Regions from separate parts of the Homo sapiens genome. Here region 2 is linked to region 1. The links are chromatin loops, found by intact Hi-C in ENCODE. Cell type or tissue: Caco-2. All regions are shown on one strand. Links, peaks and the distances in the headings refer to the core of each region. The heading gives the core; the rest is flanking DNA.

Evidence for each region. Hi-C counts contacts between places; a loop is a spot of excess contacts. Peaks named below come from ENCODE experiments on the same cell type or tissue, not always from the same donor. Only the 100,000 strongest peaks of a DNase experiment are listed, where the experiment ranks them.
Region 2: it touches region 1 in a loop (6-fold over the local background); 1 of 110 quality-filtered maps calls a loop at or near these places.

What each region holds. Positions count from the first base shown.
Region 1 is chr11:18,841,206-18,849,293 of GRCh38, reverse strand. No RefSeq gene overlaps it. Among named protein-coding and RNA genes, the nearest start is that of PTPN5, 53 kb to the right of the region's middle. In Caco-2, for the core only: a CTCF peak has its summit at 4,298 (motif pointing left); a DNase peak (open chromatin) is centred at 4,363.
Region 2 is chr11:18,969,387-18,977,474 of GRCh38, reverse strand. It overlaps the pseudogene MRGPRX10P. Among named protein-coding and RNA genes, the nearest start is that of MRGPRX1, 34 kb to the right of the region's middle. In Caco-2, for the core only: no CTCF peak of the experiment used is centred there; a DNase peak (open chromatin) is centred at 3,114.

The sequences.
Region 1 (8,088 bases), core at 2,309-6,308:
CAGAGAAGGGGATAATTTGGAGGTTAAAAAAAAAGAGAGAGAGAGAGAAGAAAGTTTGTGAGGACTGGCTGAGAATCCTCTTTAAATTATTATGTGGGCATGAAGGATGTGATGGGGCAAAAATGGAGCAGAGAGAGAACAGAAGAAACAGTGAGAGGAACAGAGACAAACACACCCAGAGAGACACAGCTATAGAAAGAAAGAAAATCAGAGAGAGAGACAGGTACAGAAAGGCAAAGACATAGACTCATGGCTGGTGCAGAAGCAGCAAGGCAGAAAGAGGTGGTTCTGCCTGTGTTTCCCTGATTGTTCTTTTGTCCATTTTCCAGACATCTCAGCAAAATGAGTCAGTTTGGACAGTTCTACCACTTCCCGCAGACCTGCCTCAATGTCAGACATGCCCCTAGAATTATTTTCCATTGCATTTTCTATTTCTGGAAGGGCGAATTATCCATGTTGGTCCTACCCCAGTAATATCACCCAAATAGAGAAAGAGGCCAAGAGAGGTGTAGGGTCCCCCAATGCCTTGACCACTCTATGACCCAGCCAGCTACAGGTTTTTCCTAGCATGTTTGCACCCAAACTGGGGCCTTATAAACATTCTCAGGCACTGATAAAGGTATCTAGGTTGTTGCCCAAAACACTGAAAGAAGCTGTCCCTGGCATCTTAGCAAAATTCCTTAAACCCTCATAAAATCTCCACACCCTGACCCCTTCACTGTGGTTATACTGGTTATACCTAGGTACAACACCTCTTTCCTCTAGTGTTTAGTACTTCTTGGAAGTACTAAATGAGATGGAATCCCCCATCTCAGGATTGTTTGGGGCATTCCCTTGTGGCCCTGCTGCCACTTTGGGGGCAATTCCAGCCACGAGTTAAGTGAAATGAAACAAGAGGTAATGACAGAGGGGAAGAACCAGAGGAAAAAGTAAGGCAGGAAGAGCCTAAAATCTCAGACTGAGATCCTGAGGCCCAAACTCTCTGTGTGGCCTTGGAGAAGTCACTTCCACCCTCTGGGACTCAGTTCCTTCATCTGTAAAGATACGAATCTAAAGAGACCCTGGGGTCCTTCCCAGTTCTGTGAGTTTGACGGACTCAGAGAGGAGCTGTCTGAGTGAAAGAGAAATGAAGATCAAGCAAGTTACTAATAGGAGCTCCAGTGAAAATCAAACAGAGAAATGGCCTAGAAATTTGTTTCACAGAAGAGACAATCATGGAACAGAAGTCATTGAACAGGAGAGAATATTCAGAGCTACATCAAATCCAATGAACAAATAGTGGGTATCAGGTACATGCAACACTTACAAGCACTGAAGAGTTTGCAAACAAACTCCATCCTCCAGAGCTCTCAGGCTCCTAAAAAGAATGCCAGGTGCCCTAATAATCATGTGCTTTTAGATTAGAATAAGAATAAGAGGGGTTGTTCTAATCTGGGTGGTCTGGAAGTTCAAGTAAAGGAACAGCTAACTGCTTGAAAAACTGTACCAGGAAACTTGATATTTGCATGACCCTGAACCCTGGATGGAAGTAAAGAACCTCTTCAAATCATACAGACCATCCTGACCCTCCCTCCTCATCATATGGTATGGTCCATCTTAGATTTTTTTAATGAGAACAAATTAAATACATGGACAAGTGCCTTTTATACACTCATACTTTTAATAACATAGATGCCTCAAGTATAATAATGTATGACTCAGATTGGTTACTCCCTTTCAATTTCTGAAAGAGTGTGTTAGTCTGTTCTCACACTGCTATGAAGAACTGCCTGAGACTGTATAATTTATAAAGGATAGAGGTTTAATTGATTCACAGTTCAGCATGGCCGGGGAGGCCTCAGGAAACTTACAATCATGGCAGAAGGTGAAGGAAAAGCAAGGCACCTTCTTCACAAAGCAGCAGGGAGAAGAGTGGCAGAGTGAAGGGGGAAGAGCCCCCTATAAAACTATCAGATCTTGTGAGACTCACTCACTATCATGAGAACAGCATGGGGGAAACTGCCCCCATGATTCAATTACCCCCACCTGGTCTCTCCCTTGACATGTGGGGATTATGGGGATTACAATTCAAGATGAGATTTTGGGTGGGGACACAGCCAAACCATAACAAGGAGTATTTCAGTTATTTTTCTGCACCTCATGTAGTGGTATCAGGCCTTTCTTCCCTGTCTCCTCTTTCATTTAAGTACTGACCACAGGTGGACTTCCTCTCTTTACAGGGTCTCTCCTCAGTCAGTTCCACCACATGCTGCCCAACAGGGTGTGCATTGCACAAATCCAGGGGCAGGACTCACATAGGCCACAATGTAGGTGACATCCCCTGGAGTTGTACAACACTAGGACTTAGCTTGCTTTCCCCACACAGGGATCTTATGGAGACTGCAAGTTCGACGGCCTAGGGCAAATGCCCCTCAAGCACTGGCCAGTTTTGTTGGCACAACCCAAATTCCAAAAGGACCACCATCTTCTCCCCTTTATTCTACCCCCATGCATCTTTGGAGTGCATCTTCAGCAACCTCAACCATCAGGTGTCACGTTCCAAAAACATGAGCAGAAAACTGTCAGGTTTTAACCACCCTGCCTTCTACCTTGAAGGATTTCTGGAAGCTTAAACATATTCATTAAATGTGGCAAGGATAGTAACTACTTAAAGAAGAAAGCGAAGCCCTGGAGACATAGATGTCAAGAAGAACCCAAACTAGATAGTTTGGTGGTTCCATCCAAGTTCAGTGATGGATGGACTCCAAAGATGGATGAGGGTAGAATAAAGGGGAGAAAATGCAAATAATTAGGTTTTGCTTCTGAAAAAAGAGAAAGAAGAGAGAATAAGGGAAGAGACACAAAAGAACCTGGTAGGATGATGTTAGGCTGGAAGCTACATGGAGCAAAATCAGGTTGCCAGAATCAGGATGGTTGGCAGAAAAAAAAAAAAAAGAACATCTAACAGGCGATGCTAGTTTGCCACCTTGGACAAGTTTCTTAACCTCTATGTATTTCTGTGTCTTTATTTGTTAAATGGACTCTATTCCATGCTTACCCCTTCTGATATTTGCAGCATATTAAACCAAATGTGAAATTAAAGTCCATCAAATCTCACACACAAACAAGCACTCAAATGCACTACACAAAACCTTGGTGAATGTGATAAACTTTAACAAAGATTTGAAATTCATGGGATAAGTAGGGTCAATTACTAGCAGCAAAAAAAAAAGAAAGAAAAGAAAAAGAGCTGTAGTAAAAATTGTCCCCTGAAAGAATCATTCTGTGCTAGAGATCCATGCCAACTTGCATCTACCACAACATGATTTTATTCAGCCCTATCCTACACTACCTCTCTGTTATTCAGAGTCCACTGTGACTTTAGTCAACATTACATTGAAAATTCCAGAGGATGCACAGCCCCTTTCTCTCCAGTAACCAGTTAATTGAGAATGTAGCAGGTAGCAGTATAGGCAAAACACACTTGCCCAGGCTCTGACATTGGGGAAATAAAGAAGTTGACAAGATATAGCTCTGCCCTCCACCAGCCTACAGCAGTAGGGAAAGAGAGGATGTCTGTGATCAATATCTACTACCTCAGAGCTAGCTGAGAAGAGGAAGAGAAGTTTAGTGATGGATGGAAAAACTTAAAGAAAAGGTTGGAATTTGAGGAGGACAGCCCCTGTCTTAACATAGCATGTCATCTCACTAATGAGGCCATTTCCTGGTAACTATCTTTTTTGATTATTTGATCATCCTAACAATCCCTCAAGGTGGGTAAGTTTAAGACAAGAAGATTTTTAACTAAAAGAGGTGGAAAGAAGAAAATGCAATCGAGTCTCATGGTAATTGTTGGCACAGATGCAGAAACTATTTAGGAAACATTAGACCATGTGGAGATTTCATCTCTTGTGCCAGCCGCATCTGATTGCAAAGTCTACAAAATGCTGCTTTCAGAAGAATTTTATTTTTAAGCCCAAGATAGGCTCAATGAGACAACATCCTGGGATCTATTAACCATGTCTGCCATGGGTGGAGTTTTGGAGGATGATCCCAGAAAATAGGAGAATTGGAATAGTAATAAATGAAGATGGAAAGGTAACTAGGAGCCAGAACGTTAAATGTCAGAGGGTCTGAAAAGGTGACTAGATTTTGTTTTCTCCAGTTGCCAGAGGTGAAAAAAAAACATTTTTATTAATATGGGTTAAGCCAAACTATATGACATGTTGATCCAGGTGGGTGTGACCCCTGAATCTCTAACAATTGAAAATGAAATCTCAGGACCAATTTCATAACCACATTACTGCTTCTTGTGAACCTATGGATTTATTCTCTCAGCTCCCCCTTCTGGACAATCTGAGGTTCAGCATCACAGCAAATGGTATGTGTGAAGAGTGATAGGACTTAGCCCACAATTGGATAAGGGCTGTAGTCACACCATTGGGAGGCCTCTTTCTGTCCCCTGCAGCTCTCTGTAGGTCTCCATAAGCAGAGAGTAAAACAAATCAGAATCTCATCCTCACTAAATTCCCACCAACACAACCCCACTACCTAGTTATGTTCATTTGTGTCAATCATGCTCCCCAGGGAGAAAAACCTCAAAGTTTTTCCAAATTTAGGAACACAACAGTCCTCACAACAGTGCTGATGTGTGTACATTCATCCTAAACTGAAGAACATCTGTGACTGAGTAGCCACCAGCATCCCAGTCCCCGGCAGGGCAAACTTTCATCATTTTATAAATGCAGGTCCAAACTCCTAATGGAAACCCTTACATCCAAATATCATCTATAAATTATCATATGTGCTTCCATTGAATGTTATTTAACCCCCTAGTGGAATCTGAGGCAGCACTGCATAATCAAACACATTAGTATTTCTGCAAAGAAACTTATGAATGTGCCCAATAAGGGAGATTTTAAAAGATAACTTTCTGCCTCTTAGCATTTCAGATCAGTTAGTTTTGGTTCCAAATTTACAAAACAACTTTTAGTTTTTGGAGTTTCAAGGATTTGGAATTTGCAGATAGAAGAATATGGACATGTATCTATGGGCATATTGAATCGGTTCAATGACTGGGGTGGAGAACCCTTTCTACTGTTTCCCTAGGAGTAAATGGGCGGAAATTGTTGTGGTTAATCTTCAGGGAAGGGCCTCTCACCACTCAGTTTCTTTCAGGAAATTTTTTCCACCATGTAGACTGACATCTTTATTATTGTCATCATTATCAATATCATTAGCATCATCACTAACATTTGTTGAGCATTTCTTACGGACATGCTCTGTGTTTCTTTAATTTTATTTTAAGTTCTGGGATACATGTGCTAAACATGCAGGATTGTTACATATGTAAACATGTGTCATGGTGGTTTGCTGCACCTATCAACTCATTACCTAGGTATTAAGCCCCACATGCATTAGCTATTTATCCTGATGCTCCCTCTCCCCCGTCCCACCTACAGGTCCCAATGTGTGTTATTTCCCTCCCTCTGTCCATGTGTTCTCATTGTTCAGCTCCCGTTTATGAGCGAGAACATGCAGTGTTTGGTTTTCTATTCCTGTGTTAGTTTGCTGAGGATGATAGCTTCCAGCTTCATCCATGTCCCTGCAAAGGACATGATCTCATTCATTTTTATGGCTGCATAGTATTCCATGGTGTATATGTACCATATTTTCTTTAACCAGTCTATCATTGATGGGCATTTGGGTTGATTCCATGTCTTTGCTATTGTGAATAGTGCTTCAATAAACATACATGTGCATGTGTTTTTATAGTAGCATGTATCTTTAAAATAGAATGATTTATATTCCTTTGGGCATATACCCAGTAATGGGATTGCTGGGTCAAATGGTATTTCTGGTTCTAGATCCTTGAGGAATTGACACACTGTCTGCCACAATGGTTGAACTAATTTACATTCCCACCAACAGTGTAAAAGCGTTCCTGTTTCTCAACATCCTCGCCAGCATCTGTTGTTTCTTGACTTTTTAATAATCGCCATTCTGACTGGCATGAGATGGTATCTTATTGTGGTTTTCATTTGCATTTATCTAATGATCAATGATGTTGAGCTGTTTTTCATATGTTCGTTGGCCACATGAGTGTCTTCTTTTGAGAAGTGTCTGTTCATGTCCTTTGCCCACTTTTCACTGGGGTTGTTTGTTTTTTCTTGTAAATTTGTTTAAGTTCCTAGTAAATCCTGGATATTAGACCTTTGTCAGATGGGCAGGTTTTAAAAATTTTCTCTCATTTTATAGGTTGCCTGTTCACTCTGATGATAATTTCTTTTGCTATGCAGAAGCTCTTTAATTTAATTAGATCCCATTTGTCAATTTTTGCTTTTGTTGCAATTGCTTTTGGCAATTTCATTATAAAATCGTTGTCTATGCCTATGTCCTGAATGGTATTGCCTAGGTTTTCTTCTAGGGTTTCTATGGTTTTAGGTATTACATCTAAGTCTTTAATCCATCTTGAGTTAATTTTTGTATAACGTGTAAGGAAGGGGCCCAGTTTCAATTTTCTGCATATGGCTAGCCAGTTTTCCAAGCACCATTTATTAAATAGGGAATCCTTTCCCTGTTCTTGTTTTTGTCACGTTTGTTGAAGATCAGATGGTTGTAGATCTGGTTTTTTTTCTGAGATCTCTATTATGTTCCATTTGTCTATGTGTCTGTTTTGGCACCAGTATCACGCTGTTTTGGTTACTGTAGCATTGTAGTATAGTTTGCAGTCAGGTAGCGTGATGCCTTCAGCTTTGTTCTTTTTGCTTAGGATGGTCTTGGCTATATAGGCTCTTTTTTGATTCCATATGAATTTCAAAGTAGTTTTTTATAATTCTGTGAAGAATGTCAATGGTAGTTTGATGGGAATAGCATTAAATCTGTAAATTACTTTGGGCAGTATGGCCATTTTCACAATATTGATTTTTCCTATCTATAAGGATGGAATGTTTTCCCATTTGTTTGTGTCCTCTCTTATTTCCTTGAGCAGTGGTTTGTAGTTCTCCTTGAAGAGGTCTTTCACATCCCTTGTTAGCTGTATTTCTAGGTATTTTATTCTCTTTGTAGCAACTGTGAATGGGTGTTCATTCATGACTTGGCTCTCTGCTTGTCTATTTTTGGTGTATAGGAATGCTTATGACATTTGCACATTGATTTTGTATCCTGAGACTTTCCTGAAGTTGCTTATTAGCTTAAGGAGCTTTTGGGCTGAGATGATGGGGTTTTCTAGATGTAGGATCATGTCGCCCGCAAAGAGAGACAATTTGACTTCCTCCCTTCCTATTTACATACCCTTCTTTCTCTTGCCTAATTGCCCTGGCCATAACTTCCAATACTATGTTGAATAGGAGTGGTGAGAAAAGGCATTCTTCTCTTGTGCTGGTTTTCGAAGGGAATGCTTCCAGTTTTTGCCCATTCCATATGATATTGGATGTGGGTTTATCATAAATGACTCTTATTATTTTGAGATATTTTCCATCAATACCTAGTTGATTGAGAGTTTTTAACATGAAGAGATGTTGAATTTTATCAAAGGTCTTTTCTGCGTCTATTGAGATCATCATGTGGTTTTTTACATTAGTTCTGTTTATGTGATGGCTTACATTTATTGATTTGTGTATGTTGAAGCAGCCCTGCATCCCAGGGGTGAAGCCAACTGGGTCATGGTGCTTAAGCTTTTTAATGTGTTGCTGGATTCAATTTGCCTGTATTTTATTGAGAATTTTTGCATTGATGTTCATCAGGGATATCGGCCTGAAGTTTTCTTTTTTCGTTGTGTCTCTCCCCAGTTTGAGTGTCAGGATGATGCTGGCCTCATAAAATGAATTAAGGAGAAGTCTCTCCTATTCAGTTGTTTAGGATAGTTTCAGAAGGAATGGTACTAACTCCTCTTTGTACCTCTGGTAGACTTTGGCTTTGAATCCATCTGGTCCTGGGCTTTTTTTGGTTGGTAGGCTATTTATTACTGCCTTAATTTCAGAACTTGTTATTGGTCTATTCAAGGATTCAACTTCTTCCTGGTTTAGTCTTGAGAGGGTGTATATGTCCAGGAATTCATTACTCCTAGATTTTCTAGTTTTTTTTACATAGAGGTGTTTATAGTATTCT
Region 2 (8,088 bases), core at 1,543-5,542, 130 kb before region 1:
ACGTGATGAGAGAGGCTTATATGTACTGGATATGGGACAGAGGCCAAGAATCATCTCAGTTGGGATTTGTGTCTCGAACTTCTCTGGCCTCTGATTTGTCCACAGTCCTCATGCAGGAAATAACAAGTCTGTCCAGCATCTTCATAAGCCTGAGTTGCTAACCAGTGTTCACTCTAGCTCCCGTAGGCATCCCCTGAATTAAGAAACACAAAAGGGTCCTCTGAAGTTACTGAATCCCAGAAAGGCCCTCCACCTTTACCACAAGGGAGATCTTCACCTCTGGACAAAAGAAAAAGGAAAGACAAGGGTAAGTACCAAGAACTGTCTTCTTTTATAGTCAGTTATGGTTTTAGCTACAAGATCACTTTCCTGTGTTTCCACCTCCGTGCTACATGCAGGGGATCATGATCTTGTTTCATGAAAAGACAGGAGACATGGAGCTTCCTTCTGGAAACCGATTGCTACCAGCCCAGTCTGTGTGAGTTCCAAATAGGGTCCCCGCTTCTGATTTATCTCCCCATATCACTTCCTTTATTCCAATCATTCAATCTGCCCTCATGGAGAGAATGCTACCTCTAACATTCATTTAATGAGCAAGGGGACATGCAGGCCTTGCTTCCTAGAGCTGAACTGCTGTAGAAGCCAGTTTTGCTGTTTTACTTACTTTTCAAAATTTTTCTTCCTTGCCTATCTGGAAAGTTTCAAGGAAGACATGGATGGTCCAAACTGAAATGATTGAGGAGTGTTTCATGAGGGAAGTATTTACAAAGACATGCAGGGTTAAGGAAAGAGAAAATGCATGGGTCAGCACCCTAAGCAGCAATACCTAGGGGAGCACTAAGTCCTCCCCTAGACTGAAAGGGACAGGGAAGGAGCAGTTATTATTGTCACCATAGCCATAGCCATAGCTGTATCCATAGGGGTGGGAGAACAAGAGCGGGCAGGTGGAGAAGCCCTGTATGGCCAACACACAGCCACACAGGCTGATATGCTTTGGATCTGTGTCTCCACCCAAATCTCATGTTGATTGTAATTCCCGATGTTGGAAGGAGGGCCTGGTGGGAGATGATTGTTAGATCACGGGGATGTTTTCATATGAATGTTTTAACACCATCCCCCTTTGGTATTGTTGTTGTGACACTGATGAGTTCTCATGATATCTAGTTGTTTAAAAGTGTGTAGCACCTCCTCCCTCTCTCTCTTGCTCCTGCTTTCACCATGTGAGATGCCTCTCTCCCCCTTGGCCTTTCACCATGAATGGAAGCCTCCTGAGGCCTCCTTAGAAGCAGAAGCTGCTATGCTTCCTGTATAGCCTGCAGAGCCATGAACCAATTAAACCTGTTTTCTTCATAAATTTCCCAGTCTCAGGTATTTCTTTGTAGCAATTCAAGAATGAACTAATACACTGGCAGAGAGCCAGGAGGTGGAAATCCCAAGTGGCTCTCCTGCTGTCTTCCAGTCTCCCCCTGGTGTCTCCCAGTATCTCAATTCCACCAGAAACAAGAATTTAAAAGAATCCCACTGATGTGGTACATAGAAGCCACTCTCTTGGGATGTCAACAGGATAGAGAAGAATGGAAAGCAAATCCTCCTGGCAACTAAGACTATCCCTCACACCTTCTTATATCCTCCTACTTCCTGTGGTTTTTTCTGTCTAAAGGTGATTGATTCTGGTCTCATTTCAACTCTATCAGACTAATGTTTGGCATGTCCTTCTCTACTGTCACTTCTATGCAGACATGTTTGCGTTCATCAAAAATGCGTAGAAAATTAAATGTAATTTTTTAAAGAGAGGACATATTTCTTTTGTTTAGAATATAAGTTTGGTTGCTCTCATAAAGACACGAAGTAGAAATATCTTAACAAGAAAGTACAGTTGTGCCTCTGGGTCACTACATTCTGAATCTGCAGATTCAACAAACCACAGGTGGAAACTATTTTAAAAATAAGAGTATGGCGGAGTTGTGTATATACTGAGCAGGTATAAACTTGTTTTTTCTTGTCATTACTTCTGAATTGATAGAGTAAAAAAAAGAATTTACATAGCAATTACATTTTGTCAGTTATTCTAAGTAACTTAGAAATTATTTAATGTATCTAGGAGAAAGTGCATAGGTTGTATACAAATATCACATCGTTTTGTATAAAGAAATGAGCATCTGCATATTTTGGTGTGTGCTGAGGTTGCGGAAGCAAGCCCCAATGAATACCCAGAGATGACCATCTTCTAGATCCCAGCTGGAAGCTCCAAGGCATCATAAATCAGAATTCCAAAATTGAAACTCCCCAGTGCCTAGAGAGTTGCCCTCATTTTTGTGATCCTGCATGATTCCCAGCCACATCGGCATTCCAGCATCATGGAAAAGGATGAAAGGAAGGAGAGGCCTTGCTTGTTCTATTGATCCCATGAGCCAGGGATCACTTTTGTGCATCTTACATTGAAGAGCTCCTGCTCATATGATGGCACCATCATCAAGGAACACTGGGATGTGGGTCCTTGTGCTGCTTTTACACTCTCAGAACTGTTATGTGACCAAAGAGGAAAATGATTATTGGGGCAACCTAGCAGTCTCTTCAGCCCCGCACTGTCTCTGATTCTGTGCTCACATCAAGATTTTTCAAGAACTCCTCAGAAATAATAAATGATGGGACAGAGAACAGTTCAGAAGTCTCAAACAGGGCTCCAGGGACCAGGGACTGGTATTGGACCTGCTTTCCATGTTATGATCTCAGGAAAACCCTTTAATTCTATAGGCCTCGGCTTCATCTTATGTCATATGAGGATAATACCATAGATGGTCTTTAAGAAAGACATGCTAAATGTTGATGATACTACAGTGAAAAAGACAGCTTATGGAGCTTCAGGTTTCATGAGGAAGATAAATATATCATACCCTAAATATAGATGGACAAAGTGTTTAGTGCCCTGAATGTGGATAACAGATGTTCTCCTTTTCCTCCCATTGCCTTTTCGGGCCAATCATGGATATGGCAGCTTGTCTTTCTACTAAAGGTCAGGATGGATACATTAATTCTTGATGTTTCTCTGTACTCCCACCAGAGGGTGAATCTTCTTTCCACATGGAAGCCTCCTGCCCATGTGCATTCTTGGGATTCCAGAGCAAAGGTGGCCTCAGGTAGGCAAAAAGGAACTCCTGAATTTGTTCCTAAATGGTTTTCACTCTCCTCTATATTGTTCCCTATTTGATTAGCTTCTCATTCTCTATCTGGAGTTTGTTTAGGTTAGTTTTTTCTTTCAGCCCACAATTTTGACTGCCAACTTGGATTTCACTTGAGAATCACTCTGTTGCTTTACTCCCTCTAACATGTATAATCGACACAGAGTCGTGCTGGTTCGAAAGGGCTAGTCAAAGACTGGATCATGAGTCAGCCCTGCTGGGCTCAACTTCATACTATATAAGTCCCAGGACAAATAATTCATTCTTTTTGTGCTCCAGTGCATTATTGGCCATATGGGAATAATACTCATTCTTACCTCCTAGGCTCTTCAGATAATTAAAAGAGACAATACCTAATAAACTCTCAATCAGCTGCTGTTATTCTCCCAGATTAGACCCAGTCCTCATTCTCCAGCTGAAATCTGCATGAATCTCTCTCTTTATACTCCAAGCCCTATACTAGCCCTATTTCCCTCATTGACTCTGCTAATACAAATATTTTCATCAACAGAGAAATAAACCACAGATCTACTGAAAGAGAGACAGAAATTGGGTTACATTTTGTATACGGAGCAGAACACTTATTAGTCCCCCATAGATATTCCAACACTTCAGTTACTTCCTTCAGTTGCACTCAGGCTCACCCACACTTACTCTTTCCTCTGCTCTACTGCTTAACAGTTCAGCTCAGACCCACACCCTACACAAACGCTGTGTACAAAAATGCTTCTAGGTGTTCAGCAAAGCTACACTGAGACCTCATGTCAAAGGCTCATCAGTGGTCATTTTCTGGTGTTGGGCACACATCAATCATTCTTTTCAACACAGATAGAGCTGTCCACAAATAGATTTCTGATTGTTGAAATTCTCTTCATATAATTACAAATGTGTGTTCTAATGCCTTACATTGTGCTTTCATCTTTATTTTCCATTTCACCAAAATCTACCAGTACCATTAGGCTCCTCATGCATGCATTCATTCATTGAATGAATATTTATGAAGAGCACAGTGTGCTGCTCATGGAAATAGGCACTGGGAGTATAAAATGTAAAATGCAGTCCTGTCTGCAATAACTGACACACTGAGTTATTTCTCACCCACCAGGCCCAGCCATTTCCACACTTATCCTAGCAAAGGTCTCATTTTCCTCTGCTTCATAATGCATGGTCTTCTTTCCTATCCATGGATGACCAGTCCTAGTCATGAGGGTGTCACAACCACCTCTTTGTGTATCTGAATTCCTCCACCTGAGAGAAATTTCAGGCCCAGGATAGAGTAATCATCGGGTCCACAGCCCTGGCCACTTGAATGGGGGTGTTTTGATCCTAATGTTATCCCCATGTCAGTACAGAACTTGTGTGGCAATAAAGAGAGGTCAGGCTTCAGAGTCAGCAGGAACTGGATTTCAAATGGATTTGAGGACCCCCACCTTTTGATAGGTGACTTATTCTCTGTGAGCCTCTGTTTCTCTCCTCTTTAAAATGAGAACAGTAAATCCCACATGGCAGGGTAGTGGGGAGAATCAGAGATCAAACAGCTGGTGATCACATCTGGTTTGTGTTCCCAGGGACACCAGACTACCGTTTCTGAGCGTGGATCCAAGCAACCCAGCCTTGGATGCAGAACTGACACCAATTAACAGAACTGAGGAGACTCCTTGCTACAAGCAGACCCTGAGCCTCATGGGGCTGACGTGCATCATTTCCCTTGTCACGCTGACAGGAAACGCGGTTGTGCTCTGGCTCCTGGGCTTCCGCATGCGCAGGAACGCCGTCTCCATCTACATCCTCAACCTGGCTGCGGCAGACTTCCTCTTCCTCAGCGGCCACGTTATACATTCCGCCTCACTCCTCATCAATATCTGTCATCCCATCTCCAAAATCCTCATTCCTGTGATGACCTTTCTATACTTTACAGGCCTGAGCTTTCTGAGTGCCATGAGCACCGAGCGCTGCCTGTGCGTCCTGTGGCCCATCTGGTACCGCTGCCTCCTCCCCCCACACACCTGTCAGCGGTCGTGTGTGTCTTGCTTTGGGCCCTGTCCCTACTGCGGAGCATCCTGGAGTGAATGTTCTGTGACTTCCTGTTTAGTGATGCTGATTCTATTTGGTGTCAACCATCAGATTTCATCACAGTCGTGTGGCTGATTTTTTTATGTGTGGTTCTCTGTGGGTCCAGCCTGGTCCTGCTGATTAGGATTCTCTGTGGATCCTGGAAGATGCCTCTGACCGGGCTGTACGTGACGATCCTGCTCACAGTGCTAGTCTTCCTACTCCGCAGCCTGCCCTTCGGCATTCGGTGGGCTCTGTCTACTGGGATCCACCTGGATTTGGAAGTCATTTTCTGTCATGTCCATCTAGTTTCCATTTTCCTGTCCCCTCTAAACGGTAGTGCCAACCCCGTCATTTACTTCTTCGTGGGCTCCTTTAGGCAGCGTCAAAATAGGCAGAACCTGAAGCTGGTTCTCCAGAGGGCTCTGCAGGACATGCCTGAGGTGAAGGTGGAGGGCGGCTTCCTGAGGGAACCCTGGAGCTGTCGGGAAGCAGATTCGGGCAGTGAGGAAGAACCTCTGCCCTGTCAGTCAGACGGGACTTTGAGAGCAATACTGCCCTGCCACGCTTGACAATTACATGCGTTTTCTTAGTGTTGTGCCTCAGAAATGTCTCAGCGGTAACTCAAGGTCGTCGAATAGATGTTTATCTATACTGACAGTTCCAGTTTTCATCCACAGAAAGCATTAGTCTGACAGTACAATGTTTAGATTCTCCTTGATATTACCAACACATTTTTCCTGTTATCTTACACTGAAAACTTTTTCTGCAATTTTCATTGTAATAAAAGGAGTTCCTCTCCACAACCCTAAACTCATCTTTATACGTTTCCTACCTGATTGTATCAAAAAGGAAGTTTCCTTATTGATCTCTCAGACTATGTTCCCCTGAAACCATATTCCCTTCTATGACTGGAAGCATTACTGAAGTTGGGAGCTCGATTCTGAATAAGTGAGTTCTGTTATCTCTACATTCCACTGAATTCTCAGATATAAAGCAAAATAATGTCCTTAGAGACAGACTCTTTCTTCATAAAAACACTCTCACAAATTGGTTTTATGAAAAGTCCTCTCCTGTCATTTGTCCACAGCATGGTGACACACTGGCCTTGATTTCTAGTAAAGACAACCATGGCCGCTTCCCCTTGAGAACTGGTAAGTTCTTATTTAGCTCTTCCTGGACTAATAGACCAGTGAGGAGCCTGTAAATATGCCCCACCAGTTCCATTTTGCCCATTGGAAATGGCAGTATTGATTATAAAGTGGAAACTATCTTGAAAAATCATTATTCACTTACAGATTCTTTCAGTTGTAGGAGAATTCTTCTTACTTCCAGGTTTTGCACAAATTTTTCTGGCTGTAACTTTCAGTTAGTTTTATGGTCGTTCACGTGAGAAGCAAAACTGAAAATATCTGACCTTTCCATGCTAATGTCAATTATAGTATCTGGATAATAACTTACAGTTGGTATAGAATTCTAATACATGCTGTGACATAGATGAACCTGAAAACATTGTGCTAAGGAAAATAAGCCAAACCAAAGAACAATATTGTAAGTTCAAATTTTATGAGATATTGAAACTAGGAAATTTGTGAACACAGAAAATAAGTTAGGAGGAGCCTGGTGCTGGATGATGGAGGGAATGTGTAGCCATTAGTTAATGAGCAAAGACTTTCTGTGTGGAATAATGCAAAGTTCTTAAAGGGGACAGTGGTAATGGTTACAACTTATTGGAATATACTTAATGAAACAGAATTTTACAACTAAAATAGTTGAAGTTGTAAAATGTATGTTATGTAAATTTTACAATTAAAAACATTTAATTATAAACACAGGATCAGTACAAAATTCAGAACTATTCTCCACCAGTGATTATCCCTTCCACAGATAACTCAAGCAGACAGAAGAGACCACCAAGAGATGTGACATCACAGTAGGCTCTGTGCTGCTCTTAGACAGTGAGGCTGCCCCTCAGATTGACCCTCACTAAGGGGAGCTGACACATGCAATTTGAGTATGCAGGAGACAGTGTAAAGTAGCTATGAAAACAATAAAGAGGTATATAGTTTTCAATTTGTCCAACCAAATTTATTAGCGGCTCTTATCACACTGTTAACAATGTTGAACTCAGGTCCCCTCAGTCCAGATCCATTGCTTTTCCAGGCCCAGACTCCATTGATGCTGAATCCTATCTGTCCACCCTCAATTTCCAAATGCTGTAGTAGGACATGGCTGTTAGTGAGGGTTTCCTACAGGTCGGAGAAAACAGGAAGCCAGTGCTTGCAGCCAATGCTCCCGGCAAGGAGCTTTGATGTCATGTCGTCAGTTCAGACTGAGGGTTATTGGGAGAGTCCACTCTGGAAGTCTCTGATATCAACTGTACAGTTTTGGCCTAAGATGTTGTCTACATGAGGAATTTTGTAGAGAATATTCACCTGACAATTGAAACAAATAATGTTGGTCCTCACCTGGGAATTGCTTGGTTTGATGTTAGAAACATTCTTTTTCTTTTGGCAGAAGAAAACTTCAACTTCATGAAGCTTAGATTCAGTCCATGAAGCCCATTCTGAACTTACTTGGCCTCACAGATTGCTCTACGATAAAACTTATAACAGCATAGTTGAAATACTTTTCCTCACATCTTTCTCTTCAACTGCATTCTGAAGTCTTTAAGACGCAAAGAACATGTCCTTGAATTTCTAGTGCAACAGACTAGGTGTGGAATTTAGAAGATGCTTGGTAAATATTTTTCTCAAGTAGCTCCCACCTGAAAATCACAGGGTTGTCCAGCATCTTGCAAAGGCTGGCTCAGTCACCAGGTCTCACTGGATCTCCTATAGGCACTTTCCACTTAACA